Regions from separate parts of the Homo sapiens genome. Here region 2 is linked to region 1. A link is an interaction called in ENCODE POLR2A ChIA-PET data of the cell type or tissue named here. Cell type or tissue: PC-9. All regions are shown on one strand. Each heading gives the region's core, and the rest is flanking DNA. Links, peaks and the distances in the headings are about the cores only. Region 1 overlaps RETREG1 (reticulophagy regulator 1). Region 2 overlaps RETREG1 (reticulophagy regulator 1).

The links. Peaks named below come from ENCODE experiments on the same cell type or tissue, not always from the same donor. Only the 100,000 strongest peaks of a DNase experiment are listed, where the experiment ranks them.
Region 2: POLR2A ChIA-PET joins it to region 1 with 8 read pairs; 2 of 35 experiments call an interaction of 5 or more read pairs at or near these places.

The regions. Positions count from the first base shown.
Region 1 is chr5:16,480,461-16,496,747 of GRCh38, forward strand. RETREG1 (reticulophagy regulator 1) reads right to left here. Exons shown (of 9, transcript NM_001034850.3): 4 at 2,886-3,012; 5 at 549-633. Among named protein-coding and RNA genes, the nearest start is that of ZNF622, 23 kb to the left of the region's middle. In PC-9, for the core only: no CTCF peak of the experiment used is centred there; a DNase peak (open chromatin) is centred at 3,071.
Region 2 is chr5:16,583,135-16,599,421 of GRCh38, forward strand. The region is part of intron 1 of RETREG1 (reticulophagy regulator 1); the gene reads right to left. Among named protein-coding and RNA genes, the nearest start is that of RETREG1-AS1, 25 kb to the right of the region's middle. In PC-9, for the core only: no CTCF peak of the experiment used is centred there; no DNase peak of the experiment used is centred there.

The sequences.
Region 1 (16,287 bases), core at 902-5,901:
TTTTGGGTAAGTACCTAGTTGTGGGATAGCTTTGTCATGTAGTAGTTTTTAAGAAACTGCCAAACTGTTATCCAAAGTGATTTTAACATTCTACCTACCCCGCAACAGTATGTGAGAATTCCACTTGCTCTGCATCCCTCCTAATACTTGATGTGGTCAGTATTTTTAATTTTAGCCATTCTGGTAGGGATGCAATGGTATTTCATTGTGGTTTTAATTATTTTTTTGAGCCAAAGAACACGCACGAAGGCAAAGGTGTTGGTGTGTTTTTGGGAGGTGGGGCATACAGCTTTATGTATACTTTTACTGACAAAATTTAACATAAAATTATTCACTTATAATTCTGCCTTTTGCAGCTATTCTTCCAATTTTAAAATAGAGACATGTCTCTAGGAAAATGGAGAAACTTTGTACAGCAGGAGATTAAAGAATAATCAACTTGTATTATAGTTAAGAACTCATCCCCCCTCTTCAAACTACAGGTCTGTTGACCGTAAGGTGATACCATATGCATCACAACACTTAGCCATATGTTCTACTATACTTACACAGTAGATAGCTGAGTATAACCCCAGGAATGTAACTTCCCAAGATCGTAAAAAATGTGCACACACTACAGACCAGGAGACAAAACTGGAAATAATAGAAATAACATGGGATAGTTAAGCATAACACCAAGATATTTCGGAGCACAGGATACACACACAATTGTAAATCTATAGTGACCGGTATAAGTGACCTATCTGGTTATTACAGATTTTTTCCAAAGAGCATTATTTTGCACTAAGGGCTGACTAATGACTGCTGCATTCAACCAGTCTTAGTCCATTTCAACACTTGGTAATAATTATTTTGAGGACACAGGAGCTAATTTCTGGCACAGAGAGTGACAACTCCCATTACTCATGCCTGTGGCTATATTACTGCCAGGTGCAAGAGAACAGAAAACTATTATGTTCCCAGAAACTTCTTTTACTTCGCTCATTTAAGGAAATTAATGCGGCCTGATAACTACATCTGAAAGTTCAAACTACCACTATAAGCCCACTGAAATTCATAAAAACACAGCAAAACAAGTTACAGAAATTAGAGGTATCTACACAAATCTAACGTAATTTACACAAATCTAATGTAATTTATAGCTGCTAAGCTGACAGGATAAATTTATGGCCATCACTATCCTCTTTCCTAACCATATATACTGCTCAAACTGACCCCACTTCTAAGTCACCTAGAAAAAAACTGCCATTGAAATGAAACTCCTACAGTGACATGTTTATTTTCCTTCTGTCATTTATGGTTAAAAAATCTTGATTGTTTTAAGAAATTTAAAAACATCAGAAAATATCCTTAATTCCCTTTAGAAACATCAAGGCAGAAAAATGTTACCATAAAGTCTTCACCTGATTTTTCACCCTCCAGTCTTAAACTGTCTTACATTTTTCGTCATCTTTAAACAGTGATAGTAAATTAAACTGATAAGCAAGCAAAGGAAATTCATTAAGGGAGTTTCTAAAAGATACAGGAGGAAGGAATACATACCTCTGACCAATAACTGATGATGATAAAGAGCAAAGGGGTCTAAATCTAAGTTTAATTTTGATTTTTCATTCTTCGGTACAGAGTTAATAAATTAACTAGTCAAAAGTAGATTAGATGACTTGTGGAACAAAATTAAGAGCTGTTTCTAAAACAGCAAGGGCCCTTGAAAGAATCTGGAATTCTATAAATGAAATGGAAAGGCCATAAAAGTCAAAGGAACAAATAAGCCAAGAAAAGCATTACTATATCCAGAATTTAGTTTTACAAAGGGATTTCATAATATGCCCTACATTTGTAGCATCATCATTTTAAGCTAATTGACTTGGGGCACATTAATGCAACCCAATGCAGAAGTTTGAAGTTTAGAATCTTCCAAAAATACATTTAATCACTTCAGTAAAATCAACATCAACAGCACATCATGCCCCAAATATAGGTATCTATGCTAAAAAAAAAAAAATGCCTTCAATGAATAAAAAAAATGCATCCAAATGCAATACTGCCACTTTAATACACTCAAAATGTCTCCAAGCATAGTTCTATTATTTAATACTATTGAAGTTACGATATTGCCTATACAAGGTACAAAGACAGAGATTTTCAATGCTGACATTCCTAGCTCTTCATTCTATCCACGGGTGGATATTCAAGGAGCTTGAAAGCAACACTGGAATAGACAAGGTCTATTGATGGTTCTGCACCTCACCCAAGCTATCAAGACAGTTGATCAGAATTAAAGCTGCCTTTATGCATAAAATAATACAAGTATGTGCAGCACTCCATGTAATCCCTTCCCAACCATGTAAGACACTTCCCCCTCATGGGTTTTATCTTAATTGGAAAAATACTCATTTTGTTTATATAATCACTATGAATGTTTTTGCCAAAAGTTTTCTTTCTTAAATAAGTAAATCATACAAGAATCTCCACTTTTTAGCTTGAAAATAAGATTCAGTTATCTCCAAAAGCACAGTCAAAGAACTATGTATTCATTTCATCTCCCTTTGACTTCAGCACCAGGCTAAATACGATAACTGAAATTCTTAAGACTGTTTTCTCCCTAGTCTTGCTGATAAGACCAATCACCATTCATTTTAGCTAATGAGCTAGATAAATATATATAAAATGTAAAACCAATCCAATTTCACAATGTGAGGCTGAGGATTATCTAGTGTTCGCACACTCACACATCTGAACCTTGCTGATACCAGCTTTTATGGCATATGTTCTTAGTATATTATATTTAAAATTGGAGAAATCTGACAAGCTGATAAAATAGGTTAGTTCATTTGTTTCCAAGTAACTGAACATTTTAAAACATACTCCTTTACTGGAAAACTTGCCTTGCCAGGGCTCTGCTGTTTAAAAAGAGACATTTCTTGAAGAAATATGCTGAAATTCATCCATGATTCTGCAATACAGTGGCTGAGCCTGGGTCTTTCATCTGGTTTGGAATTGATAACTTCCCAGCTAAAGAGACAAAAAGAAAAAAAATACTACTGAACTTTGGATGATTCATTCAACATTTATGGCTTTGGCAAATATTTATTGAGCATCTACTGTTGGCCACACCCTCTGGAAAAGCCCTGTGAATTCAGAAGGGAACTATCCAGACACCTGCTTCAGGAAACTCACATGTCAAAAGAAACAATTAGCTGTCTAATTAATTGTCTGTTTACAATCAGGGAAACACTCAGGGAGAACAGGGTGAGGCTTAGGGACATCTTTAATGAAGAGTCATTTTAAAACTCAGATATGGGATGGATCAGCAGGTTAATCATAGGGTTCCAGGTAGAACAACATGCAATATATGCAGAAGCCCTGGAGTGGGAAGGAGCTTAAATGTGCTATCCTATTGAGTCTCAATGTGACTCCAGCAAAGTCAACCAGAAGAAAAACATGTGAAGCTGGAGGGGTAGGAGGAGACTAGGTCATGGAAGACTTGTTAGAAACGTCTTAAACCTTAAGGATTGGGAAACCACAGTACTTTTAGAGAAACCTTGGAATTAAGCATACAATATTAAGAATAAATACCAACAATGTATTTTCAATATATACCATGGTTGGAAAACTCTATAGAAAATTGTTAAAAAGATCTTACAATATCCTCTATTTTTCCAGAGTACATTTTCCTAATCATCATCTAGAATGTGTTGAGTGTGATGCATGGGCCGGCAACCAGCTTTCTCCCTGCCCTCATTTTCCACAGGAACCTCAGTGAGCTAAAAACTAGAAACAATCACTCCAGGAAGAAGACACATGTAAATACATGTCATTCCCTAACATTACAATGACATAAAGCTTAATTCCTGCTCTTGCAATCCTAACTCATAAAAACATACCAGTTCAAACAAGCCCTGTTAAGAATCCTCAAATTCATTCATTTAAGAGATTATTGAGAGATATGTGTCTACCATGTTGAAGGCACTGCCACAGAGCTATGGATATGGCAATAACAAAAGCAGCAAAGTTTCTAGAAGAAGACTAGAATTGTTAGTGAACTATCATCTGAGCTGTGGTAGGGTACCAGGGTGAGGCTGATCTCTGGATTCAATTCCAGTAGCCCTAAGACAAATCAAAACTACCTTTGCCCTTAGATGCTCAACTATACAGAAGTTTATGTACATACAGATTCTGTGACTTTTAATATATTTTGAATAGTAAGGCAATTTGTAAATTACAATTCCTTTTTATAAAAATAATTTTAATCCAAGTTTAAATGAGTGCAATAGCATATTTTAAAAGGGGGGAAGTATACCATTTTCCTTCCTCTTTGTTCTTTCAGCCTCAACTAATGCTCTGGAGAGTCACTGAGCTACCAGTTGTCCAGGCTGATGTTATTCCTGCAGGTAGATTTCCTGTCTGTCAGAAGAAATGAACTTTTGGGGATGGTTTATGCATCCATTAACTCTACCCACTCTTGAATCACTGAGCAAATCTGTTTTCAGCAGGACCATATCTGGCACCAGGTTTGCATACCCCATGATTCCACATCTATTAAAATACTAAGTGCATAGCTAAGAAGCAGATATCTGTGGCAAAATCTTGCCACAGATATCTGCTTAGTGGGAAAAGATTTTGCACCAGAGAGCAAAAGCTATATGGCAAAGGAAATATAAGGTTATTAAAATGCAGTCTGTTTTCTCAGAATAATATAGATTTGCTGCAAATTGGCACAGACAGGCTAAGCTACTGTTCAGTTTAATGGGACCATGAAGATGACAGAAAACATTTTAATTTCTGCTCTCTATGCATATTGAATAATTATTTAAGGATGCATTTGAACTGTTTGCCCAATATAATTCTAACAAAAATCAATGAAAAGCTATAATGGAAGGATTTGTTATTTTCTTTTAAACATTAAGATGGAATAAATGAACAGTTCATAACTCCTGGCCTCAAACAATCCTCCCACCTTGGCCTTCCAAAGTGCTGGGATTACAGGCATGAACCACTGCGCGAGGACAAAAAAATATTTTTTTGAATGAATAGTACTTTGTACAGATGCTGGAACTTTGTTCTAATATCATCTTTAGGATTCATGTCTTGGAAATGACACCATATCCATATTTGTTTACATATTTTTTATTACTGCTTAAGTAAATGTCCCCAAATTGTAAAAGAGCCTAGTATAATACTAAATTGTCACTATAGAGATAATGTTAGAACAAAGACTTCATATAACTTAAAGTGTTTTATAGAGATTACTATGAAATAACTAAAAACTCTCTTTAGCATTTAAGGAAGGGTCTTATCTATTTTCCACAGGGGACTTCAAGTGGACACCATCTATCCACTAATTTATTCATTTATTCAATAAAAAGTTATTAAGTTCCCCCTTTGTGTCTTGCATCACACTAAATGTGGAAAATACTGTTATCAAAAACTTGAATGCTGGTAGCACTATTCCTCTGTGTCTATAGATAAACACTATTTGCTGGAAAGAAAGAAAAAAATATGCAATCTTTGACTATCTTCCATAGTCATAAGAAAACACTCTTAATTATATTACATTTTTCCCTTTTAAAAAGCTTCATATAATAGTTTTTTGGGACAATAAATTTCATCATTACTTACATTTTTATTAACACAATAAATTATAATTGATATTTGAATTGTTATAATCACAAACAGAAATGAGAAATTCATTGTGTACAACCTGAAAATAATATCTAACCAAATGGGTTTGTAAAGAGTAATAAGTGTTTGAGATTAAAAATAAATGTTCAGATTGGGCTGAATAAAATTTAATCGAAATATATATGATTTAAAAAGAAAATGTAAGTTCCAGGGTGAAAAAAAGATGTCACTCCACATCTTTTCTTCTGGACCAAAAACAGGTGCTCCCTGGGAGTTTAACAATAGTTTTAAATTGCCCAGTGATTAATTCTGAGTACCATAGGAACTCACATTTCTATAGTCTTCCAGTGAGTTTACCATTAATTTATGTCACCACAGTTCAATTTAGGTTATACAGAATTAGATAATTTGTCATGAGACGGGACATTTGATGTCAACTTTTCAAATTCCCTTATTTTATAGGTGAGGAACGTGAAATCCAACTTTTTGCAGCTAGTATGAGGCAGAGCCAAGACCCAAGGCCAGGACTCTGGGTTTCCAATACAGTTCTGATCCTTTAAAATGTGTGCCCTCTTCAAAGGGTGAATACATTCAATGATATTCTTTGAAGAGACCACATGGCAATTCAGAATGAGAAGGAGCATTTCATGTTCCTCACTCCTTCCTAGAACCAGAAGAGATGAGGTGTGATTGACCAATACCAACGTGCCATCATGCAGGACCAACCCTTTCCAGGAAAACAGAGCACTTCATGTGCAGAATCCAAATACTCAGCAGAAACCAAGATCTACGCTTAGTGGTTGGTTGATGTTTAACACAGGTGTCATCTGCACACACACACATACACACGCTGAGTTGCTACGTAATGAAACTCTAGGTTTTCCCAGAGAGCCTTATTTGGAAAACACATAACTAGAAAAAAGATCTCCTGTGAATGCTGGGCAAGGCTTGGGGAACAGATCTTTTCCATGGTGTGTAGCTGTCTTCCCACCATCCTTGGCACTGATCACCATGCAACATAAGGCCCAACTAACATAAAAGGAAATGAAAATACCTAAGGCTTCAAAACATTTTGAGTTTGTACTAAGTTCCTAAACAAACAATACAAGTCTTCTGTGACTGACGCTCAACTAAGGGAGAAAATTCATTACCAGTAGCTTTATTAATATTTCCTCCTTAGTTTCAGAGAGACCATGCACTTTCCAAGTTCAAAAGGAAATAGGTTCTTTGGTTCATCTTTCTATCCATCTCCCCTCCCTCTCGCCAGCCTTCCAGCTTTCTCTCACACTCTTGCCTTCACTAAGGAGTGAACTCACCACACACTCCAGCCACAAGATAAAGACCATTTAAGAGTCACCCCCGATGACCATCATCCCCAACTTTCCATCCTCGTAGCCAGTCCAGTTCAAGTAGTTCCCAGGGAGAAGTCACTACAAGCCCCAGCCTCTACATGGCCATGCCATCTATCAAATGGGCTTTGCTCAAGGATCTGTAACTGTAAATGACTCCCAAAAAAGCCCCAGCAGATGCCATCTGGTTAAGTTTTCCTTCTTACGGAAAAACTAGTCAGGTGTTTTGATGAAGGCCATTCTCCAATCAAGCAATTCTTTATCAAAGAAGCCTAAGCCAGGGCAAAGTCCTTTTTCAGCAGCTGAAGAATTTCTGGTTTTACCTGCCAGTGAAACTCTAAGGGAATAAAACATGGAAAGATGGCTCCTTAGATAAGCAAACTCACTTTGTCCACAGAAAGGAGCTTTGGCTTCTCAGTAGAATTTCAAACCAACATCCCTTCTTTCTTCCTCCCTGTCCCTATTAGAATACAATTTACCATATACATTGGGAGGTCTGGCCAAATAAGCCCTTCATGCAGTTCCTGCAGCTGTAGTTGTGAGACACCCAGGGCACTGTTTAAGCAGCAGCTGTGTGGGCCTTACTGAAGAGATGGAGATGGAGCAGGCCTGGGTGAGGCTCAGAAATCTGCATTTTAACAGGTGTCCTAGATGATGCTGAGGCAGGTGTGTCTTACCTTAAGAGTCACTGTGAGAAATACCCTTGATAAAGTAACACTGAATTCCTGTCCTACAAATAAAGAGGAGGGAGACTTCTGCTTCTGGGCAAGACGGTGTGAGAGGGAGCTGATATACCCAACCCACCTGAAACAAAGAAAATCTATGCAACAACGATTTTCAAAACTCTGGGCATTAGGCAAGGAAGGACAGTGACTCCTAAGGGATGAGAAACCAATAAGGGAGTTATGTGATCACCCAGCTCGCTGCCTTGAGTGTTTCCTGGCCTGGGAGCAGGGGCAGCAACCCAGGTACCACCTGGCAACTCCCTGAGTTGAGGAGACATTGCTGAGGGTCCAAAAAGGAGATCCAAGGGGCCAGAGTTTGCAGGACCCAGTGCCAGAGAGTAGAGCACAGTACAGAGGGAGATAAAGGGAGAGGTCTGATGTGGGGGATTCCTGGAGTCTTCAGCTGAGGCTTTGCTGGCACAGGCGTGTGAGGAGCCCGGAGGCCAGGAAAGAGCCATCAGAAAGGACTAGAAGGAACAGTGTCTTTGGCCAAGAATGACACCTAGTCCCACCAACTAGACCGAAAAACTTCAAAATTCACAGACATGGGTAGAATACTCAGAAGGGTCTTGCCTCAGTAGCAGAGAATAATCAGTCCTAAACTAAATGCGGCTCTGGTCCTAACAAGTCTTAAAAGCAGACCTTAGGCCGGGCGTGGTGGCTCACGCCTATAATCCCAGCACTTTGGGAGGCCGAGGTGGGCAGATCATGAGATCAGGAGATCGAGACCATCTTGCCCAACACGGTGAAACCCCATCGCTACTAAAAGTACAAAAATTAGCCAGGCCTGGTGGCATGCGCCTGTAGTCCCAGCTACTCAGGAGGCTGAGGCAGGAGAATCACTTGAACCCAGGAGGCAGGGGCTGCAATGAGCCGAGATAGCGCCACTGCACTCCAGCCTGGGCAACAGAGCGAGATTCTGTCTCAAAAAAAAAAAAAAAAAAAAAAAAAAAAAAAAAGCAGACCTTAAAAGGATCAAACTGATTTTAAGTGATTCAACCGCCAACTGTAGGATACAAAGTGGTGAGTTTTGTTATGAACAAAATAACTCAGTCAAACTGGGATGTGAAGCAGTTCACTTATTTTACTTTTATGTGTATCTTTTAAATTATCATGTACCTTTGTTCCCTTAAAAAATATAGTTATCAAAACAATGTTTAAATATTATAAGATTTGTCTTTGTGTAGTTTAATGCCTGCATAATGGAATTTCTAATGCACTTGGCTGGCAGTTTCAGAATGCAGCACACAGTATTCTCCATTAGGGGGTTCTGTAAGACTAAGAAATAGGACACTCTTGTGCTCTTTAAAAATAGATTGTAATTCTGTAAGACAGAACATGTGCTAGCAGCCTGTTTCATCCCTTTCACCAATAGTATCTTTGAGCACTAGAAAAAATAATGCTGCAACAAAATGAATCTTGGCATAGAAGAAATACTATCTCATTATCATTTAACTTCTGTTCGTTTTAATAAATATGCAGTGAATGTACATTAACTGTCACCATTCCTGGCTCTGGGACTGAGGGTTGACTAAGGCACAGCCTGTAACCAATAAGTTAAAGTGTACATGTGACCCAAGAATGATGCAAAGCCTACACACACTGGTGATACATGAAACTCACCTTTAAAAAATGGCATTTAATTGTATCTAGGGCTATTGGAGATACATGAATTTGAAAACTATGTTGGGGATTGGATATATGAGGAGAGCTTGTTAAATGTAAGATCTTTTCACTATTGTACATTTTACAGGACAATGTTTTAGCATATACTAATGAACTTAAAAGTGTTTTTACAACTCAGTTATTTTTGAAAGCAAAAAATTATATTTTTAATATATCAAAGCTAAAATATTTTCACATATTTCTTGAGCTTTAGATTTGAGGAGATAATTACCAACCAGAGATAGGAAACCTGGAGTAGATGGAAAAAGAGAGGGAGGGAGAAAGTATATGGGAGGCAGGGAGAGAATATGAATGAATCCTGATAGTCAGGTTTGAGTTCTTGGGTCCTGTTGGGCCCAAAAGGCAAGGTGCAAAGCAAATCCACCCATGGACATCCCCCATAATTGGAGCCAGTTCCCTTGTGCCTTAAGCTGGTTTCTGGCATTTGTAAAACAAAATAAAGTGTCCCATGTTTCAGTGGGAGCAATGGAAAATTGTTTAAAATATCTTAAATTATGAATAAACGTAACTATTAAAAAAGAGTTATAAGATTACACAGATTACTATGACAGTTTTATTTAGGTGGCAATTTGTAGTAGAAAGGAAAGATGCAATTAGGTTATATAATAAATCAAGCAAAGGCAGTTTGTTAACAATTCAAATAAAGGGGGTTACAGGCACCATAAAAAAGAATAGCTAACACTCACCAGGGGTCAGGTAGTGAACAGCATCTTATAAACTTACTATCTTATAAACTTACTACTTACTTCAATCCTTACAACCAACCTGTGAGTGAACTACTGTTTATTATTCCTGTTCAACAGATTGAGAAAGTTGAGGCCCAGATACATTAGCTATCTTGTTCAAGGTCACAGAATGAATCCACAATGGAATAGGGAAGTAATGCATAGAACTGGGAATGCTCCTAATGTGGGGCGAGATACAGAAAAAACACTCTCCGGATTGGAACATGGGGACCATTGCAAAGATGAGTAGGGAAGCACATTAGGGCAGTGCCACAGGCAGGATTATGGATCCCTAAATGCCAAGCTACACAAATAGAAATCAAAATAGTTAAAAAGCGGCTTTGGTTCCCAGGTGAAACTCCTTGGTCCTAAGGCATCTAGATTCTTATTTTCTCTCTGAACCCCTCCAGCTGTTCCTAAATTAGTACCCACAAAGTGATTCCATAATCATGAACCCAACTTCACAAACTTCAATTACAACACGTGCCCATAATAACCATGACCATGGCAACTATCTGCTAAGCTCTCCCTGTGTGCCAGGCACTATGTTAAGCACTCTGCCCGCACTGTCCCAATGTCCTCCACATGATCCCCCTAGGACCCCATCCCATTACGATACCCTGCAAGGCAGGGTTATCTCCATTTTACCCAAGAGAAAACTGAGGCTGAAAAGGGCTTGAAACACAGCAGATCTCCTGGTTACCGACCACGACCGTCGCATCTGGTAACGTTCTTTCAGGGCAACTATGAATTGCAATTAATTTATGACATTTGTAACACTGACTCCCTATGAGACTTTAAATCCCATGAAGGAATTCTTGGACAGTGCTCTGTCTTCAGTAGCTAACAGAGCTTGACATCTATGAGGCACATAAAAATACTGAATGAATATAAACAGTAAACATCCAAAGAAGAAAATATCAAAAATAATTAACAGTGGTTATTTGGTGGCACCATGTTTTTAATTCACTTATCCGAATGTTTCTATACATTACGTGTTGGTAATAATTAGCATGCATTCCCTCATATGTATAAAAATATACAAAATAATAGACAAAAAGTCCTATTAAAAATCTAGAAAACAACTGTCATCTATAGGGAAGAGTTTTGTTTTGTTCTTTCTTGCAAATGGGCAGTTAAAATGCCTTCAAAATTAGCTAATTAGGAAATACGGGCCAGGCACAGTGGCTCACACCTGTAATCCCAGCACTTTGGGAGACAAAGGCGGGAGTATCCCTTGATCCCCAGAGTTCATGACCAGCCTAGACAACATGGCAAGACCCTGTCTCTACGAAAGAAAGGAAAGAAAGGAAGAAAGAAAGAAAGATGCTTCATATATTCCAAGACTTTCTGGAACTGAAAATCGGTATTTCATATGAGATTTCTGCGGGCAAAACTTGAGCCTTAATGTGTGACTTGGGGATCCCTGGATCCATGAGTATCTCCTGCGGGCACTGTTCCCACATGGCCCACCAGCATTTGTGATACCAGTAGAGAACAGAACTGGGCCCTGACGAATATCCAACCTTCACATGAAATATCAGAGAAAAATGACTCCCTTTTTGGTTTTGCTTTTCAAGTTTTTGTAGGGCAACTGCACCCCGCTGGAGAACATTTTCAGACAGTGTTGTCCTCTCTCTCTCTCTCTCTCTCTCTCTCTCTCACACACACACACACACACACACCATTCTTGTTAGGTTTTAACTTTTTCACATCCTTATGAATTTATAGTGCAATAATCATTTCCAAAGATGTTTTGATTTCTGTTATAATACCTCCAGAAAGTATACATTATTTCACACTACTCATTATTTTATTTTCAATTTATAAGAAATGGAAGTTGAAGCCAAACAATATTTTTCAGAAAGTTTGCTAAGTCACCATTCCATATTGACAAACTTAAAAAAAAAAAAAAAGGATTTGTTATAACTCGTCACCTGGCAACCATGACAAACAGCTGCTGCAACCATCACACCTATAAATATGCTTTGGCTTGGAGACCTTTCATTCTCAGCTAGTGACTAAGGGTCTCATGCTCTCTACTGGTAGTGGACATCTGTTGATGCTAATTCCTGTCGAATTTTTCTTAGAAAGGTCAGTCAGTATCTGGTTACAGATTTTAACATTTCTTAGTGTAATGTGTTAGAATTTTTTTTAATCCTGTGGATACTTATTATGTTCCTCTGTGTGTAGGTGCTTGCATATGACTGTATGTAGGCAGAGAAACAAAATAAAAACAGATATATTTCTCTGCATGAGCACTCACTGAATTAGAACCATGACAACGCAAATAAGATTTGTCAACTAGAGGATTAAAAAGAGTAAACACAAGATTAAGAAATTACATCGCACTCAACTTGAAGCGTTCACTTTCTCAGGCCAATTAGCCACGTGAGCGACTCCTCCCAAGGCCAGGGACCAGAAGGCGCCAGTGAGTGCTGGCTTTTTCTGCCTGGAGAAGCTTTCTGCCCGGAGAGCCCCATCTTCCTCAGAGCAACTTAGTGTTCTATTTGGGGCTCTCCCTTTTTTTATATCAAGTTTAAAACGACTCAGAGATCAGCTACTTACTTTTGCGATTGACCCTTTCCACCTCCTATCTCAAACTGAGCACTGCTACTTCTCCAGGTGATCATCAATTATCCAATCCACCTAGATCATTTGGGAGGCTGACACTCAACTACCCATCATAGTATTTATTACAGTTTCAAGTTTCTATGAACAAGATGCCAAGTATAAGTCATTTTTCAGCGTTTTTAATTTTAACATTTTAATAACTAGACTTTCATAAGCCCAGGGCATGAGTAATGCAAATTCCATTACTAGCATAGGACAAGCACCTACTTGAGACCTGCAGGAGATTCAACACCCTTTCATTTGTGAATGCCAAGATTTGCTTCAATCACTGTCCCTGAGGGCAGAAAATATTTCTACTTTATCCCTGAAGGACAGATAATATCAGATAGTCAAGAAACACTCCTCAAGGAAAACAAAACTGTTATTGTGAAGCAGGCTGGCTCATTTAGATATAAGTCTTTTCTTGCATTCCACTGAAGATCCACAATTTCTGATGAATTTCAACCCAGGGTTTACTGTAGTTGGAGTCAAAAGTAAATGTCCCTTCCCTGCATTGCAACATTTGGCCTACTTATATGAAACCTGTGAGGATACTAAAAAATATGTTTCCTACAGCACAAAAAAAAAAGTCATTAACAATATTGTTCCTAATTTTGCTTTTTAGAGATGGTACCCACCACACTGGTCCTGAGCACCAGGTATATACAACTCAAACACTGAATTCTCAAGTTTCTCCAAAGTGCTTTTATTATGAAGGCCAATTCAAATTATTTTTGTTTGTAGAATCAGCCTTTGTAATAAAAAGCAATAACCTGGAAGATGGCAAACTTGGAGTGACTATCGCACATTAAGATATTCAGTCAAGATGCTAGGCTGTTTAATTAGGTCATATTCCCAACTTAGTCCTTTAAAGAGTGTATCTCTCATTTATGTTCACATAAATAATCAGAGGCTTTTAAAGGAATACACTCTTACTAAGAGAATCAGACCCTTATCAGTCACAGAAAAAAATGACAATGCTTGCTAAACTTGCCCTCAGTCTCCCTCAATAGCAGATTTTGAGAATAAGCTATTATGTAAATAGTACATGTATTAATGGTAAATTAATAAATATAATATTCAACAACAGTATGCAGGGAAGATGGGTATGGGTATGAACCTGGGATTATAGATGACACAAAAAAAATGGTAGAAAGTTAATGACATGGTTTGAATCTGTGTCCCCACCAAATCTCATGTCAAATTGTAGTCCCAAGTGTTGGAGGTGGGGCCTGATGGGAGGTGGTTGAATCGGGGGCAGACTCTCATGAATGGTTTAGCACCATCCCCTTGGTGCTGTGCTCATGATGGTGAGTGAGTTCTCAAGAGATATGGTTGTTTAAAGAACGTGTGGCACCGCCCCCCTGCTCTCTCTTACTCCTGCTCTGGCCATGTAAGATGTGCCTTGCTTCTTCTTTGCCTTCTGCCATGATTGGCAGCTTCCTTAGGCCTCCCCGGAAGCAGAAGCCACTTTGCTTCCTGTAGAGCCTGCAGAACCATGAGCCAATTAAAACTCTTTTCCTTATAGATTACCCAGTCTCTGGTATTTCTTTATAGCAGTGCAAGAACAGACTAATAGAGAAAATTGGTACTGAAGAGTGGGGGCATTGCTGTAAAGATAAATAAAAATGTGGAAGCAGCTTTGAGACTGGGTAATAGGCAGAAGTTGGAAGAGTTTGGAGAGCTCAAAAGAAGACAGATGGATGAAGGAAAATTTGGAACATCCTAGAGACTTGAATGGTGGTGACCAAAATGCTGGTAGTAATATGGAAAATGAAGACTAGGCTGATGAGGTCTCAGAAGGAAATGAGTATCTTATTGGGAACTGGAGCAAAGGTCACTTTTACTATGTCTTAAGCAAGGCAACTGGCTGCATTGTGCCCCTGCCCTGTGAAACTCTGAACTTAAAGAGTGATGATTTAGGTATCTGGTGGAAGAAATTTCTAAGCAGCAAGGTGTTCAAGATGTAGCCTGGCTGCTTCTAAAAACCTATGCTTATATGTGTGAGCAAAGAAATGATGTGAAACTTGAACTTACATTTAAAAGGAAAACAGACCATAAAAGTTTGAAAAATTTGCAGCCTGGCCATGTGGTAGAAAAGAAAAGCCCATTTTTAGGGGAGGAATTCAAGCAGGTTGCAGATATTTGCATAAGTAAAAAGGAGCCAAGTGCAAATAGCCAAGTCAATGAAAAGCCCCATTGTCAAAGGCATTTCAGAGACCATCTAGCAACCCCTCCCATCACAGGCCCAGAGGCCTAGGATGACATAATGGTTTTTGTGAGCCAGGCCCAGGCCACCTCTTCCCTGAACAGCCTTGGGACACTGCTCCCTATGTCCCAGTCACTCCAGCTCCAGCTATGGCTCAAAGAGGCCAAGGTACAGCTCGGGCTGCTGCTTCAGAGGGTGCAAGCCATAAGCCTTGGTGGCTTCCATGTGGTGTTAACCCCACCCCTACTAAAAATACAAAAAATTGGCCAGGCATGGTGGCAGGTGCCTGTAGTCCCAGCTACTCGGGAGGCTGAGGCAGGAGAATGGCATGAACCCAGGAGGCAGAGCTTGCAGTGAGCCGAGATTGCACCACTGCACTCCAGCCTGGGCGACAGAGCGAGACTCTGTCTCAAAAAAAAAAAATAGATGAGTATGAATATTCTTAGACTCAGGGTATAAGTTGAGTGCTGACTGGGGACTAACAAACCTAGCAGTCCACCCCTGTGGTATTCGATTCAATCCAATAAATCTTCACTTAGGTGCGGGGACTGAGGGGGTTATCAAATTGCCAATTGATTTAGGGCTTCAAATAAATTGATGTATTAGGCATGATTTCTAGTTTTATTTATTTAAAAAAGGAGCAAGGATTTAATGACAGAAGTCAAACCCAAGTAAAGGATCATTCTAAATTTTTCTGCTCATCCCCCCAAACCTTTTTAGTTTTGTCCACACTTAAAAAAAAAAGTAGTATTAGCAACTTACTCTTACTCTCTCCAATGCATTTGACTTAATTTTCATAAACAGTTATATGTATTACAATATAGGTTTTCCTATCATATCAAATGTCAAAGCAACAGTGGTCTAAACAAGAGAGCAGTTCATTTCTCCCTTATGTCACAGCAGAGCATAGAAGTCCCAGGCTGATATGGGACATCCATAATGTTGGAGACCCAGGCCCTTTCCATCTCATTGCTCAGACACTGTCAAATCACACTGCCACCCCATGGACCTTGCCCCATCCACATTGCCACCAGCAGGAAGGGGTAAAAAGAAGCTGAGATAATTCCCCTTTCTCTTTAAAGTCATGGCCTGCAAGTTGCCTGTGCAACTTCCATTCACCTCCCACTGGCTGGAACATAGAAACATGGCCATGCCTACCTGCAAGAGAGCCTAGGAAACATAGTTCAATTGCTGGTGGCCACCACCCAGCTGAAACTCAGAATTCCATTACCCAAAAAAGAAAGGGAAGCTGGGTATTTGGAAACAACCAACAGAATCTGCCACAACAATTCTCTTTTTGATACCTTATTTCATCAGTTTACATAATTTTATGCAATTACAATGGAAACAACGGGCAC
Region 2 (16,287 bases), core at 5,918-10,917, 110 kb after region 1:
TGAAGGTACTCGAGTGACCTTCTGTTGACCTGCACTCAGTGGCTAACTACAAAAAATATTTTTTGTCTGAGCACAGTGGCTCACAGCTGTAATCCCAGCACTTTGGGAGGCTGAGGCAGGCGGATCACTTGAGCCCAGGAGTTCAATCAAGACCAGCCTGGGCAACAATGGTAACACCCCATCTCTACCAAAAATACAAAAAAAAAAAAGTATCAGGGCGTGGTGGCATGCACCTGTAGTCCCAGATACTAAGGAGGCAGAGGTGGGAGAATCGCCTGAACCCTGGAGCTGGACGTTGCAGTGAGTGAAGATCACGCCAGTGCACTCCAGCCTGGACGATGGAGCGAGACTCTGTCTCAATATATATATTTTACATATATATAATATACATATGTATAATTTTTTGACTAGTCGTGTATCCATTTGACAAGGAAAATTTTCCATTACTCCATGATGAGTTTTGCAAGGCCAAATTAAATGGCTTAATAGGATAAATTTCCTATAAAGCAAAGAAAAATAGTTCATACACACGCAAATCTTGTTTGATAATGGATAAAAAACACAAGACTTAGTTCTTTCCATGTGTAAAAATCTAACCCTCATTTCTGAGTAAAGCACAACCCATTTTGTACTATGAAATGAATGCTATCAACAGCTAAAACATATTTTTTTTGTCTTCAAAGAAAGACCATCTATGGATAAAAGCATTGGAACTCTTCAGAGTTCTTATATGGAAATGAATCTGCATTATTTGCTGTAACTCTTAAAATGGAGATCCAAAAATAGGGTTTCACTTTCTTTTACTGAAATATACATAACTGCAGCCATAAGAAGGAATGAAATAATGGCATTCGCAGCAACCTGGATGGAATTGGAGACCATTATTCTAAGTGAAGTAACTCAGGAATGGAAAACCAAACATTGTATGTTTTCACTCATAAGTGGGAGCTAAGCTATGAGGACACGAAGGCATAATAATGACAATGGGCTTCAGAGACTTGGGAGAAAGGGTGGAGGGGGGTGAGGGATAGAAGATTACACATTGGGTAGTGCACACAGCTCCAGTGATGGGTGCACCAAAATCTCAGAAATCACCACTAAAGAATTTATTCAGGTAATCAAATGCCACCTGTTCCCCAAAAATCTATTGAAATTTAAAAAATTAAGATTTTACACAGAAAATCAGAATCACTGAATATGAAATCCAGAAAGGATCTTAACGGTCAAGTAGCAATCCCTCCATTCAATTTAAATGTTCATTAAATATTGAATAAATGATTTTAAAAAATGAAATATATATAACTGTAGACCTAGCCCTAAACTGAGTTCTTAACATCTCCTGGCTTTATTTAATATTATGGTGGCTCTAATTGTGAAAGAAAAAAGGGTCTCGTAAGGCATAATGATTTACCAAACATTATTCAAAGTCCAGATCATCACATTTTGCTGGAAGATAATTATCTTCTCAAGAGTTAGACATACCTGCAGCCATCTATCATAATATCACAAAATTCAGAGTTTCAACTAAAGTTGGCTTTAATTTCTCCTGGCCTTTTATGCAGATTCTGCAAAATTAGTAACTGAAGATGCTGTGTGAAATTAAATTGTGCACTATTAAGGAAAAAAAGCTGCCAAAAAAATAAAGACCCTCTCAATTGTAATATGTATCCCATTTTCAGAGCTGTTTAAAACATGTATGTGTGTTGGCTGGGGGGTACATTTCTTAAACATGAATATATAGTTTTAAATAATTTGGAAAGGACGATCATCCGAAAATGGAGTGAGATAAAGCAATAACAATTTAATTGCAAATCCAGGATTAAATGGAACTCAGAAGCCTTTTTTTTTTCCCTAGGGAAGTACTTCTTTAGTTGTGATGGCCAAGAAAATGAATTATAAGCATCAGAGGAGAGGAAAAGAGGGTGGTAGGTAATAGACTCCTTTCTCTAAAGAGATGAGAAATTCTGGAAGATATCAATCACAGGGAAATGGTGGGTAGTAACAATCAGAGTCTGCTGCAGTGGAGGAGGGGAATAACCTTACTCTAGGAGAAGCACATCACGATAATCCAGTGAATTCAGGGAATGTGCCCAGGTCAGCAAGGCATGGTGGACAAACAGATAAGACAGTGGGGAGGAGCAGCAGGGAGTTTGTATTCTGTTTGCGTTCTTGTGCCTAAAGAGTAGGAGAAACCAAGGGCATGGCTAGGATGGAACCAAGGCCATCTGAGGTCAAGGCAAAGAGAAACTGAGCATGCTCTACTGTGCACCCTTGCACTGGAATTATGAGAAAAGCCATGGGTAAATCAAGTCAGGGGCACCCTAGGGCAGTGCAATGTGCTCCTTAGCTCCACCTAGTGTATAAATTGAATACCTGCCCACTCCTATTCCACCTTCTACCTGACCTGGTCACAGCAGGGAAGGGGACTTCGAGGCAGGGCGGGTGAGTCAAGTTCTGCAGCCCACTCCAGCTGAGCTAGGTACTAGGCCATTCTTGCATTGCCCTAAAGAAATACCTGAGACTGGGTAATTTATAAAGAAAAGAGATTTAACTGGCTCTTGGTTCTGCAGGCTGTACAGGAAGCATGGGGTCAGCATCTGCTCGGCTTCTCATGAGGCCTCAGAAAGCTTATGATCATGGTGAAAGGTGAAGGGGAAGCAGGCATCTCATATGGTGGGAGCAGTGGCAAGAGGGAGTGTGGGGAGGGGGTGCCACATATTTAAACTACCAGATCTTGAAGAGAACTTACTATCTTGAGAACAGCACCAAGCTATGAGAGATCCACCCCCATCACCCAAACACCTCCCACCACACCCCACCTCCAACACTGGGGATCACATTGCAGCCTGAGATCTGGGCAGCAATAAATATCCAAACTATATCAGCTAGCCATAAGTTAAATACTAACTACCAGATTCAGTCATAGAAAGGAGCTATAAGAAAAATGAATAACAGATCAAAGTCATACACTGCAATGTCGTGCAGGATGGTAAGAGGGAAGAAAGAAAGAAACGGTGTGGCAGGAGGTACGGAGAAGAAAGAAGAAATAAACTCATGAAGGTCAGGAAGCCATGGTAATGGGCAGCTGGGTTTTTATGCAAATGGAAATCTTTGTGTCTTTTATCTTTTATGCAAATGGCATCTTTGTGTCTGCCCAGTGGGAACTTACAATATGAATGTGGGATCCTAATCACAGCTAGGTGGAAGGTCTAGCATGGCCAGTGAGAAACACCTCCATATCCTCTGCCTCGGTATTTTCATCTTTAAATTAAGGCACTGGCTAGATAAGCCCTTCCTAAAACTGCCTCATCATCATCAGAATTACTTGGGGCATTTTTTTTACTTCGACTGGTCACAAGCATTTTTAGAAATTGCAGATTCCTGGGTCCCACTCTGGACTGGGTGGGTCAGAGCTCCAAGGAGAGGTACAGGAACCTACATGCTAACAGTCAGATTTGCAAACCACTGGACTGCGAAGGTGTCTCAGGGCCTTTCCCATTCAAATATTATCTGATTCTATAAACTCTAGTTCTAGAGAATGCGGTGTAACAGATCCAAATATTAAACTGAGCTTTGGGGCCTCTTCCTTCACACATAAACACATGCACATACTGGTGTCTTAATCCATTCCAGCTGCTGTAACAAAATACCACAGGCAGGGTGGCTTATAAACAACAGAAATCTATTTCTCATAGTTCTGGTGGCTGGGAAGTCCAACACTAAGGCCTTAGCAGATTCAGTGTCTGGTGAGGACCTGCTTTCTGATTCAGAGATGGCAACTTCTCATTGTGTTCTCACGTGGTAGAAGGGGCAAAAGATCTCTCTGGGGTCTCTTTTAAAGGGCACTAATCCCATTCATGAGGGCTCCATCCTCCGGACCTAATCAGCTCCCAAAGGCTTCCTCTCATCACATTGGTGATGGGGTTTCAACATAAGAATGCGGGGACAAAAGGAGACACTCAGTCCTTTGCAACTGGGAATAAGGCATAGTGATAGGTGCTGAAAAGGCTTCTGAGAAGAAGAGCTCTTGGGTGAGTGATGGGGAGAGAAGCAAGACACACAGTAATGAATTCAAGGAACCGTCCTAGGCATGCCCACTACAGAAAAAAAGTTGATGTGTAATCAAAGCCCACCTTAGCTGGGTATTTTCACATCTCCATCGCATGTAATGTTCCTAAACAACATGATGAATTTAGATACATGGAAATTATATATCCATAAATAGATTAGGTTGGAGCAATTTGTCCAAATCATGGAGTCAGAATATAAACTTGGGTCTTCTTGACTCAGAGTCCACCGCTCCATTTAAACATCATTTGTAGAGTTCCCTGGCATCCTGCTTTAATAAACCAATCTCAATGTACCAGACTGTTCCAGAGAGCAGAGTTGAAAAGTAATTGTCATGTGGACGTCTATCTTTCAAATCCTCATTCAGTTGTGGTCACCCACTCATCAGTTCATGTCTACAGTCTGTTCAAGAACCCATTCCAATATACCTGACCCTGTCCAGGGTCCCAAAAAGAAATTCAGATATTCCACAGTTCTGAGATTGATGGCATTGCCACAGCTGTAGAAGATGATTTTGCTTCTCCAACTCCAACCAAGGATGCAAAGAACTAGACTCTGGCCACATGCATCCATGTGGCACCCACTCTTACCTTGGGTGTGCTCAATTGTTCTGCCTGGTTCTCCCGCAGCAAGCCTGATCCTTCTCATTCCCCTCTTTGCCGGAAGCCCTGCCAGAGGTCTGCTTACCCAGCTCCAGCCAATCCCTTTCCAGGTGAATGAATCTTGATCACACCCTAATAACCCACTGTTCAAGATCACAGACACATACAGTGGACTGTTCCTTGCCAAGTTCCTGGGCTCCACAGTAAGATTTCATGTGTCCAGACCCCCCTCCCCACTGCTCCCAGTCTGAGGCCAGAGCGATCACTTCCAGAGCTGGGACTGAGGCTTTTACATCTCTTGGGCCAACTGTATTACTTTGCAAGAACAAAACACTACAGACAGGGTGGCTTAAACTACAGAAGTTTATTTTCTCACAATTTGTGTGAAGGCTGGAAGTCTAAGATCAAGCTGTCTGCAGGTTTGGTTTTTCCTGAGGCCTCTCTTCTTGGCTTGCAGATGGCTGCCTTCTCACTGCATTCTCATAGGGTCTTTCCTCTTTGCATACATATCCCTGGTGTCTGCCTCTCATAAGGACACCAGTCATATTGAATCAGGGCCCACCCATGTGACCTCATGTAACCTTGACTACCTTTAAAGGTCCTATCCCCAAATATAATCACCTTTTCAGGTGTGCTGAGGGTCAGGACTTCAGCATTTGAATTTGGGGGCAGCACGATTCAGCCCATAACACCAAGTGTGTGGACCACTCACCTGCCGGCCCCAAGGTCACTCCTGTGTCAAAGTTAACAAGCCGTGTGCTGTGCCCTGTCAGCCCCACCATGCTGAGGACATATCCACATCCTCCCAAACTCCCTGCCAGAAAGGCAAACATTCACTCATGCTGCTACACTCAGTAAACAAAGTGAGATCAAGGCTGAAATATCTGAACGAGCTGTAAGAAACTATGCAGATTAGAGCCAACAGGTTATTTAAGATCAGAGAGGCCACAGTATCCTGGTATATACCGTGTCCTGGCCTACTTAGGTTAGGACAATAAATTATATGCTCACCCTACTTACTAAGCTCTAAATGAACACAGGACACAGAGAAGCAACCGTCTAATTTGTTTCAAAATCCTCAAATACAAAATCTACTGAGCAGTGAATTAGTAATTTTGTCATCCTCTGGGGGCCACTTATCTGAAGGTCAGGATCAAGTGCCCTTTATCAATAGAGTGAAGCTGCTCTGCCCAGCAAAGCTGACCCGGGTCACTCCGTGCATGCACACAGTACCGCTGGGCTGTGCCAGCAGCCTCCTTACACAGACATTCCTTTAGTATCTAGAGCCCCACATCCAGTAGTTGTGCCTAGAAAACACCACCCCCTTTGCTTATTCAACAACAAAATGTTCAAGAAACCATAGAAAATCCAGACCTGGATGCGGACTGTTGTCCCAGTTTATTTGGATACATTCAAGGGGCAAAACAGTGTTGACACTCTTGGGGATTATAATCCCACTGGGTGCGGCAACCCTGACCACACAGGGAGAAAGATGTTTTCAAAACTTGAGTGTTTTTTTTTTTTTCAAAAAGGAGTTTGTAGTGTATCCAATGCATGTCTTTCTTTTTTGTTTGTTTATTTGTTTGTCTGTTTTCAGACAGAGTCTCTGTCACCCAGCCTGAAGCAGTGGTGCCATCTCGGCTCACTGCAACCTCCACCTCCCGGGTTCAAGTGATTCTCCTGCCTCAGCCTCCTGAGTAGGTGGCATGTGCCACCACACCCAGTTAACTTTTATATTTTTAGTAGAGACGGGGCTTCACCATGTTGGTCAAACTGGTCTCAAACTCCTGACCTCAAGTGATCCGCCTGCCTCGGCCTCCCAAAGTGTTGGGATTACAGGTGTGAGCCACTGCACCCAGGCCCAATGCAAGTCTTCTTTTCTACCTGCCAGCATGGAAGGGGAGAACCATGGCCGTCAATTCCAGTGCATGAGGAATTGCTGCAACTCCCCGCTACTCTGTGGCCAAGCCTGAGACAGTAAAAAGCAGTGACAAATATTTGGGCACCAATACTAAGTATCAGGAAAGTCCACTCTGGCCCTGAAGCCAATGGCCACCTTCCAGTTGAACTTTGATGAGCAGGGCCACCTCAAGGCCAGAGACTGTATTGTGTCATCCCAGGTAGGAAAACACTCCGATTCTCTCCTATGGGTCAAAGTAAAAGAAGAAACAAACAACTAAGAGTGGAAGAGGATGTCCATGCTCATGTCCAAGTGCACAAGCATGAGAGAGAACTGGCAGCTGCCTCATGGACGCCATTCCTCTAAGTTCCCTAGATCCTATTTCCAGAACATTCTAAACTGAGAATGAACCTCAGATGAGAATGAATGTTTTTTGACAGCTTTCAATTCTTCAGGTTCCCCCAACCCCAGCTGCTGATCCTGGGACCTCCAGGATCCCTCAGGAGTATTTGAGGGTCAGGGCAAGACAAGCCCCTCACACTCACAGGTCATGGTGCCCACACCGATGGAGACCACACACCTTGACACACGACAGCAGCGCCTGCGGTAACAAAAAAGCCCAGAGGCTACGCACCTGTACGGCCAGGTTTCCTGGAATTCACAGAACCTGCACCTCGAAGGACAAGCTGCAGGTCAGGCTTCCTTCAAGGTTCTTTTATGTGAAGTAATATTTTAATGTCCTGTTTTACACTTTGATTTTTAAAAGAATCTTCAGCAAATAGCACAAACAAGTAGTAATATAAAACTTAATGAAATATCTTAGAAATGAAAAAATTATGATTCTGAAAAAGAACCCCTAGCCTAAGTGAAACTCGGGGCGTGTGTGCTGCAGAATCCACATGGGCCACGGACTCGAGGCGGGCTGTCTCCCAGGGCCTCGTTGTTATTTTGTGAAGTGATGGCATTACCCAATTTTTACAAATAAGAAAACTAAAGCTAAGAAAGAGTAAGTCATTGGACTGGGTTCACCCAGCTAGAAGCTCACCTCTTCCCAGAAACCCCTACTCCCCGGTGGGTACACACACACAAACACACACAAAAAAACACACAGACATGCAAACACACACATGCAAACACACATGCACACACAAAAAACACACACATGCAAACATACACACACACGCACACACACATGCACAAACACAAAAAAACACACACATGCAAATATACCCACACACGCACATGCAAACACACATGCACACACACACATATTTGCTTGCCTCCATAGCACTTATTTCTATTACACCTCAGTCCAAAAACCAATTGAGAGAACTTAAATATCTATCATAGCACAGAATAAATATAAAAAACTAAGGAATTGGGGCAAAGGGAAAATAAACCGAGGAAAAGGAGATGACTTAGGCTGAAGTTTAGCCCAAAAGAATTCAAGCCATAGTTGAGATGCAGGAAGACAGCCACAAATCTGGTTCTGAGATGACCTCTTTAGGGTTAAGAACTTGATACTTCATCATTAGTGAAACCCTTTTGTAACTCAATAGGAGAAGAATACAAACTAACACAGTGAAACGTTCCATATCTTCTTAATATGGAAAGAATCAATCACTAAAACATAACAAGCCTATAAAATAAGCAAATGCCACAGGTAACCACCCCATGCTGACTCTGAGAGCCCGAGAGCCAGAATGAGGACTTGAACAGCAGTACCACCCTGATTTGTTAAAAGTGAGTCGCTGGGGATGTTTGTTTTTAATGCTTTTCCCTGTTTGTCAAAAAGGAGCTATAACAGGAGGAACAAAAGAAAAGGTGATGAGAAGTGTTACCACCCCCTCCCACGCCATTTACCAATTCACATGGCTTTGCTAGAAAGTGCTCCCTTTACCCAGCAGGTCCGCAGATCTCTGCTCCCTTTGTGTGCACACATGAGCAGTACACAGGGGTGCAAACAACCCTAACAACTTTCTCTAATTAAACAAGGGGGACGAAGCCCTCCCTTAGCACAGGCCCTAACCAAGTCCAACGGAAAACATCTGTCTCTCCTGATAATTCCACCTGTGACTTCCAGCGCCATATTTACTCTCCAAACAAGAAAGACAAAGCCCATGAAAAACAATGCAGGGAACAAGAATAAAAGAATAGATAATAAGGGAAGGTGGCAGCTCCTCAGCAAGCTCTCCAAAGGAGTGCCACAGCGTCTGTGTTTGTAACATTTGACATGAAACAGCAACAAGAAAAGAAAATGCCTCACTTCAACCACATGACACCAGTTCATAATCAGCACTGTGAATCTGGACTAGAATAGAGTCTACAACACAATCCTAAGCTTATATTTCAATCAGATGAGAAGTGAATACAGAGGTAAAATAATAACAAAGAAATGCCCTCGGTCGAGCCAGTCTTTTAAAAATAATCCCAATCAATTCAACTACATCAGAACTTCAAGTCCACTGTACCAAAAAAGAATGAACTATTTTGATAAATAAAAATGTGGCTTCTTCCCATCAAAAAGTGGGCAAAAGATAAGAACAGACACTTTTCAAAAGAAGGCATACATGCAGTCAAGAAGCGTATGAAAAAAAGCTCAGTATTACTGATCATGAGAGAAAGGCAAATCAAAACCACCATGAGATATCATCTTACACCAGTCAAAATGGCTATTACAAAAAAGTCAAAAATAACAGATGCTGGCACGATCGCAGAGAAAAGGGAACACTTGCATGCTGTTGGTGGGAGTGTAAATTAGTTCAACCACTGTGGAAAGCAGTATGGCAGTTCCTCAAAGAGCTAAATACAGTACTACCATTAACCCAGCAATCTCATTACTGAATACATACCAAAAGGAATATAAATCATTCTATCATAAAGGTGCATGCACGAGTGAGTCCACTGCAGCAGCACTCACAATAGCAAAGACACAGAATCAACCTAAATGCTCATCGATAGACTGGATAAAGAAAATGTGGTACATATACGCCCTAGGATACTATGCAGCCATAAAAAAAAAAATCATGTCCGGTATGGGAACATGGATGGAGCTAGAGGCCATTATCCTTGGCAAACTAACGCAGGAACAGAAAACCAAATAACACATGTTCTCACTTATAAGTGGGAGCTAAACAATGAAAACACATGGACACAAAGAGGGGAACAACAGACACTGGGCCTATTGGAGGGTGGAGGGTGGGAGGAAAGAGAAGAGCAGAAAAAATAACTATTGGGTACTAGGCTCAGTACCTGGGTGATGAAATAATCTGTACAACAAAGCCCAAACTTTGATATGAGTTCACCTATATAACACACTTGAACTTAAAAGTTTTTCAAAAAAAAAGAAAAGGAAAATGTGGATTCTTTGACAAAAGGCGTTTGCTTCCTAAAGCTCGGCAAAGGCACAACAGTGAACCCCTGACTCACCATCCCATGCCCAGTGGTCACACTCAGCAAGGAAAACTCCACCCAGTCTCCTTAGCAGCCTGCTGTTAAATTAGGTCACCCCACTGCTCCCCCGGAGTGATGTGTTTTCCTTTCAGAGCACGCCTTCTGACTCCCACTTGTATGCTGGTTTGCTTGGCCATTTGTTTCCCATCTGTCTGTCCTTCCCTACCCCATACTACAAGCTCTGTGAGAGAAGGGACCATCTCTCCTGTTCACCACTGTCACCCAAGCACTAGGTCTCTGCATGCCAATCACAGGCACTCAATAAATACTTTTTTGTTTGCTGTTGCTCATTCAGTATTTGTTGTACAAATGATTCAATTAATGTAATTAATTAACCATGCATGTAATCAATGTAATCATTAATCATAAATTCCTTAAAGCACATTATCATAATAATGACAGCTTGCCAAATTGGGGGAAAAAAAAAACTATGGGGAACATTAAAATGTCTATACCATTTTTATTAAAGACCCTTTGGGAAGCATCAGATAACATGAATGGCCCTTGGATATCTGCTTAGACAAATCTTATTTCTTCTCTTTCAGAAGACCTGGCCTCTGATAACCAAGAGAAGTAAATCTAGCTCTCCTAATTTGCCCCATACTAAAGTCATGTTGCAATGGTGTGGCTGAGGTCAAAGAGAATGGTGCTCTGCTGACTCATGTGTCCCTATCACCAGAGGAGCTGCAGCAGATGCACCTCCGTCAAATCTAAGCAGCCATGTTTACTGTGAAAGCCACACCAAATCCGAATACAACGAATGTCTGGCCTTCTTTCTAGACACCTGGTAGTTCCAACAAAAAGCCAAAGATCATCACTGACATTCTGGGGATGGTAGCCCATGATTGGTTCTTTGGCCAACACCCACTGTTTTTCAATGTCACAGGCCCACAGCAAAATGTATTAGATCACAGTCTCACAATCTTAAGATACAACTTGTCTGTACCAGGCAAAACCTACACACAGCAGAGATTTGATGGGCACCATCGGAAACAAAAGCTGGCATGTACACAGAATTAAACTTCTCAGTCATACAGTGCATCGATGTACAAGGGTGCTGAACCTTTTGGCTGTATTCAGTGATACGATTAAGAATCAAAATTTCTCCTGATGCCCAACTTTCATTTTGATAAATGAAAGCTACAAGTTCTAAGTGTATTAGAATAGATTTTTAAATGTGACTGAATGAAAATGAGCCAAACGTGAAATGTCATTGTTAAATATCTTTAAATATGTAGACAACTTTTATAAGAAAAAAAGTTAAACGCTTAACATAGCATTTTTCAGTTGGGCGTGGTGGCTCACACCTATAATCCGTGCACTTTGAGAGGCTGAGGCGGGTGGATCACCTGAACTCAGGAGATCAAGACCAGCCTCACCAACATGGCAAAACCCCATCTCTACTAAAAATACAAAAATTAGCTGGGCGTGGTGGCGCATGTCTGTAGTCCCAGATACTCGGGAGGCTGAGGCAGGAAAATCGCTTGAATCCAGGAGGCGGAGACTGCAGTAAGCCAAGATTGCACCACTGCACTCCAGCCTGGGCAACAGAGCAAGACTCCAAAAAAAACAAAAAACAAAACACAACCACACAAAGCATTTTTCATAGACTACCATCACAAACTGGCTAAAAGTCTCTCACTAAAGGTTTCTGATGTGACAGATGACATAATGATGCAAGGTGTTGTTTTCAATTTATCCAGAAGGTATTTGGAAGTTAAATTCAGAAGGTATGCCAGGAAGACATACATTCATTTCTAAAACAATGAAGAAAGAGATGAAGTAAGGTTTCCAGACTGCAGTGAATATCCCAAGATATACCCATCCAGGTTACAGAAACTCAGTTGCAAGAGAGTTTCATATAATATCCTTCCTTCAGCTTATGAGCCATTTTCTCCATGTGCAAAGATGGTATTTGGATCTATGCAACTCATAAGTAACTGAGCCCCAGACCAGAAACCATGAAGCCATTTCCTGACTCATGGTGAGAGTCCCGTCAGGATGGCGGTCATGCGCAGTCTTGTACACGAGGCCCCCTAAACCTTGCTGTTCTAATAGACCCCTTTAATAGTCCTTGTTTTTATATTTTGTTTTTATTTCACCAGAAAGATCTTTTTTTTAAGCACCGAGTGCATGTATGTTTTGTTTGTAGGCACCCTGTATTATGTTTAATAGCTACAGAAGAGCTTAATTAAAAGAGGTCAACAGCTCTTTCAGAGAGAATTTATTAACCAAAAAAGTCACTGAGTTGTGTTATGATTACTAATATAACTACCATATTAAAGTGACCATGTCCATTTTAACAGGTCTTGGTGTTGTTTTAGCAGACACAAGTAATAACTTGTTAGTTACGAGCATACAACAAAATGTTTCCTTGGAATAGTAAATGCATTTTCAACTGCCAAAAATTCTTCCTATGAAAAGTTTTCTGGAAGGAGTTACTCTCGTCATTAAGAAGGCTACACTACCATTAGCTGAATGTTAAACACCTGTTTCAAGTAGATGTGATCAAATACAAGCTATTACTACTAAGAGCAAGAGGAAGCCCTTGACTGCCTCCTTATATCAAAGTGACTTTTAGCAAACCCGGGCTCATTTGTCAGGGGGGCAAGAAAGGATGGTGAAGTCTGAGACAACGGCCTGAATCTCACAGCTAAGAGCTTTTTAGGGTCCTGGAAGATTACGAGGAGATCTGTCAATACTCCAGACCCTCAAAAGACCCCAAAGACATGGTTGGGCCAATACAGTAAAGTTCCCACACTGACCTGCAAAATATAATTAGTGATTCTCACACTAGGGAACATTATTATTTTGCCTTCCTAAGTTTCATCATGTTCACTGTCTCAACACTTAGTGCATGTAGTTTAAAAAAGAGGTCAGGAGACTCTGATATGGGTCATAATGTCACCAGCTGAGGGACCTTGGGACTTAGTTTCTTCATCTGTAACACGAGGTGGTTAAACTGGAGCAAAGATTTCCTCTCCTTTCATTTCATCATATGGATGCCTTCTTTTGAAAGGTTTTAACTGCCAATGAAACAAATAATATGGTTTACTAGGTCAGAGCTGGTGCAACTTGATCATAGAAATAATTATCTTCCATGATGCGTTTGAAATACTGAAAACAGACTAGTGCCTTCAAAGAACTGGGCAGCTCTGGGATATGATTTCAATATGATTCTTTTGCTGAAATCTGCCACTCCAGAGGCACATTTCTTTCCCTGCTACGCAGACTGGCAAAACACATGCAAAAGCTGCCAGAGTGGCTTTTTGGAAGCTGACAAGGGGAAACTGGCACCCATGTAGCATTAAGCATTACGCTCGAAGCCAAACCTAAAATGTAAGCAGTAGTGACGCTCTCAACTCAATGCATCCTGGTCAATCACAGACTAGAATATTTGTTTTGAAAGTTGTCCTGCTGAGACCAAAGTATGAATTCTCTTTTCATTCAGTTAAGCACAGCCTATTCTAGGATCCGGCAGTTCCCACAAAGCCAGGCCAATTACCTGGCCTGACACGCACCCTCCAGGGCAAAACTCAGCAAAGCCCACAACATCCAGCCAGGCAACCTCACTGCAACTCCAGGGAATGCCACTCACGCTGTTTTCTGTGTGAGTGCCTGGAGACACGTGACAAAGAAGCCCTGTGTCACACCTAAAGAATGGTCCAACTAGAGAATGGACCACAAAAATCTTATGCAGCTTCTATACGCAAGCAGATGTTGGGCCTTGGAAGTACAAAAGGCAAAAAGAAATGCTTTAAGCTTGCCCTGAAGATCTAAAGCATGAGAAACAATAGGACAGGAGTCTGGCTGATTCTCTGCTTACCTATGTACTAGAAGTCATCAGTCAATAGTTAGACTACTGACATTTGTCAGACAACAGAAAAATGCATCTACACCAAAGGACGTGGAAAGAATCCTGAAGAAGTAGGCTGGCAAATGCATATAATGGGCAAAATAACCCAGCAAGTAGAGGATAAACTACAATTAGGCCACCCAGGTGTAAAACAGTTGCAACCACACAAGTGTGGCTGTGTGCCCCTGGCAAGTCACCTGACTTCTCTGTGCCTCAGTGTCATTGTGAATATTAGTAACGACACCTACCTCCTCCAACAGTTGTTATGTATATGGAGTAAGAGACACTACAGGTGAACGGCCTAAAATATCTGACACGGGATAAGTGCTCCACACCCATTAGTTCTGAATTGTAACATTATCCTTATTCACTGATTTGTCACTGTACCTTCATCATTAAATCCAAAAGCATCATAAATCTTAACCCCTAACCTTGGTGCCACAAAAAGCACATTGCCTTTCTCTGCTGGACTCTGAGTACCCTTGGGGAGTCCAGGAGTCTCTCTCAGGATGGCATTCTGCACTGGGCAAGGCCCCACACTCAGCCTGAAGTCAGCCACACCTCCAGAACCCTCCCAGGGAGAAGGGCACTTCCAACCTGCACTGCCCTTGGTCCTCCCCCACCCACAAGAGTGACCCCACCAGTGGCTTCCTATAGAAAACAGACTTCCCCTTGCTGCCCCACTCTCAGCCTCCAACATGTCTCCCACATGCCCCTCCTCACTGCCCCTCAAGTGCTTTCTACAAAGAACCAATCACATCAGTGCCAGGGGTTGTTTGTAATGGCCCGTCAGTTCTCCAGGCCTGAAAGAGGTCCCAGTCCTGGAACTAGTACCTAAGCCCCTGAAGATCTGGACCTGCTTCCTTTCCAGCCTCACCTCCTGTGACCGCTGGCACGACTTCCTTGCCCCAGGGGTAAGGAACTACACTGGAGGGAACTGGGCAGCCCCTGCTTCTGACTGCACTCAGGATGAAACCCAAACCCCTCCACTCCAGTTCCAGGCTCTTCACCGTGCCCTACCTCCTGCCCTGCCTCACCCCCTCCCCTTCCATCTCCCCACCTCCCGACCACACGGAACTCTGTGCACATTTTTGGCAGTCCACACTCCTCCCTCTGGACTTTCACACATGCTGCTCCCTTGGGCTTGGAACAAATCCTTCCCCTGCACACCCCAGCAACCTGGCCAACGCCTACTGACTCTCTACGTCCAGCTAAAATGTCACTTCTTCTAGGTCTTTCCAGACTACAACCACCATGGCTGCCCTTCCTACATACCGCTAGCATGGCACTTAAAAGAATGTGCTGGAAAGGATATCTGACCTGAGTTTCTTCCCCACATTGTGAGTTCCATGAGGGAAGAAGACACCGTGTCCCCAGTGTCTAGCACAGTGATTCTACCTACCATGTTCTCAGTGAGTATTTGCTAATGAAACAAACCAGGGCCGTGTTACTCACTGTCACCCTCGGAGCCTTTGTGACTCCTTCAGCCTGGAAGGCTCTGCTTACGTTGATTCACCCAAACCACTTCTACTTAGCATTCACAACTCACAAAAGTGTGACCTCCCTGCAGTCACCAGATTTGGAGGACTTCTGTTCCTTCCCATAGTAGCAGCAGCCTGGATACCTGTTACTCATATTTGTCATACCAAACTAGTTGCTGCTTTCCATGTCATCTCTCCCAAGAGATTTTAAACACTAAGAACCACCTTTAACCATCCTTTATAACCATCCTTTGTAAGTGATGGACCCCACCAAGATCTTGGAGGACCACTACAGTTAAAGTTCAATGTCAGATCAAGGTAGGCTGAAGACACCTACGATTTAGAGTTTGATACTGGGGCATTTCATTCACAAATCATGCTCTATTTGTTTAAATGTTACAGGCTGGGTACAGTGGCTCATGCTCACCATCCTAGCACTTTGGGAAGCTGAGGTGGGAGGATCACTTGAGAGGTGGGAGGATCACTATGTTACCCAGGCTGGCTCAATCAGGAGTTGAGTGAGACCCCAGAGTGCGTCCCCATCTCTACAAAAAATTTTAAAAATTAGCTGAGTGTGGTGGCACAGACCTGTAGTCCCAGCTACTCAGGAGGCTGATGGGCGAGGGCTGCTTGAGCCCGGAAGTGGAGGTTGCAGTGAGCCAAGATCACACCACTGCACTCCGGCCTGGGCAACAGAGCAGCACCCTGTCTCAATAAAAAGGAAAAAATAAGTAAATTTTTTACAAATAAAAAGAAATGCTGTAATGAAATGCCATTCTCATGCTTTAGTGAGACTAGCTAGAACCAAATATACTCCATTCACTAATATTCTAATCAGTAAACTTTTCAAAATCTAGACACATATTACTACTCAGTAATAAATTATCATCACGCCAATTTTTAATTTAAAATCTATAAAGTGCTGCA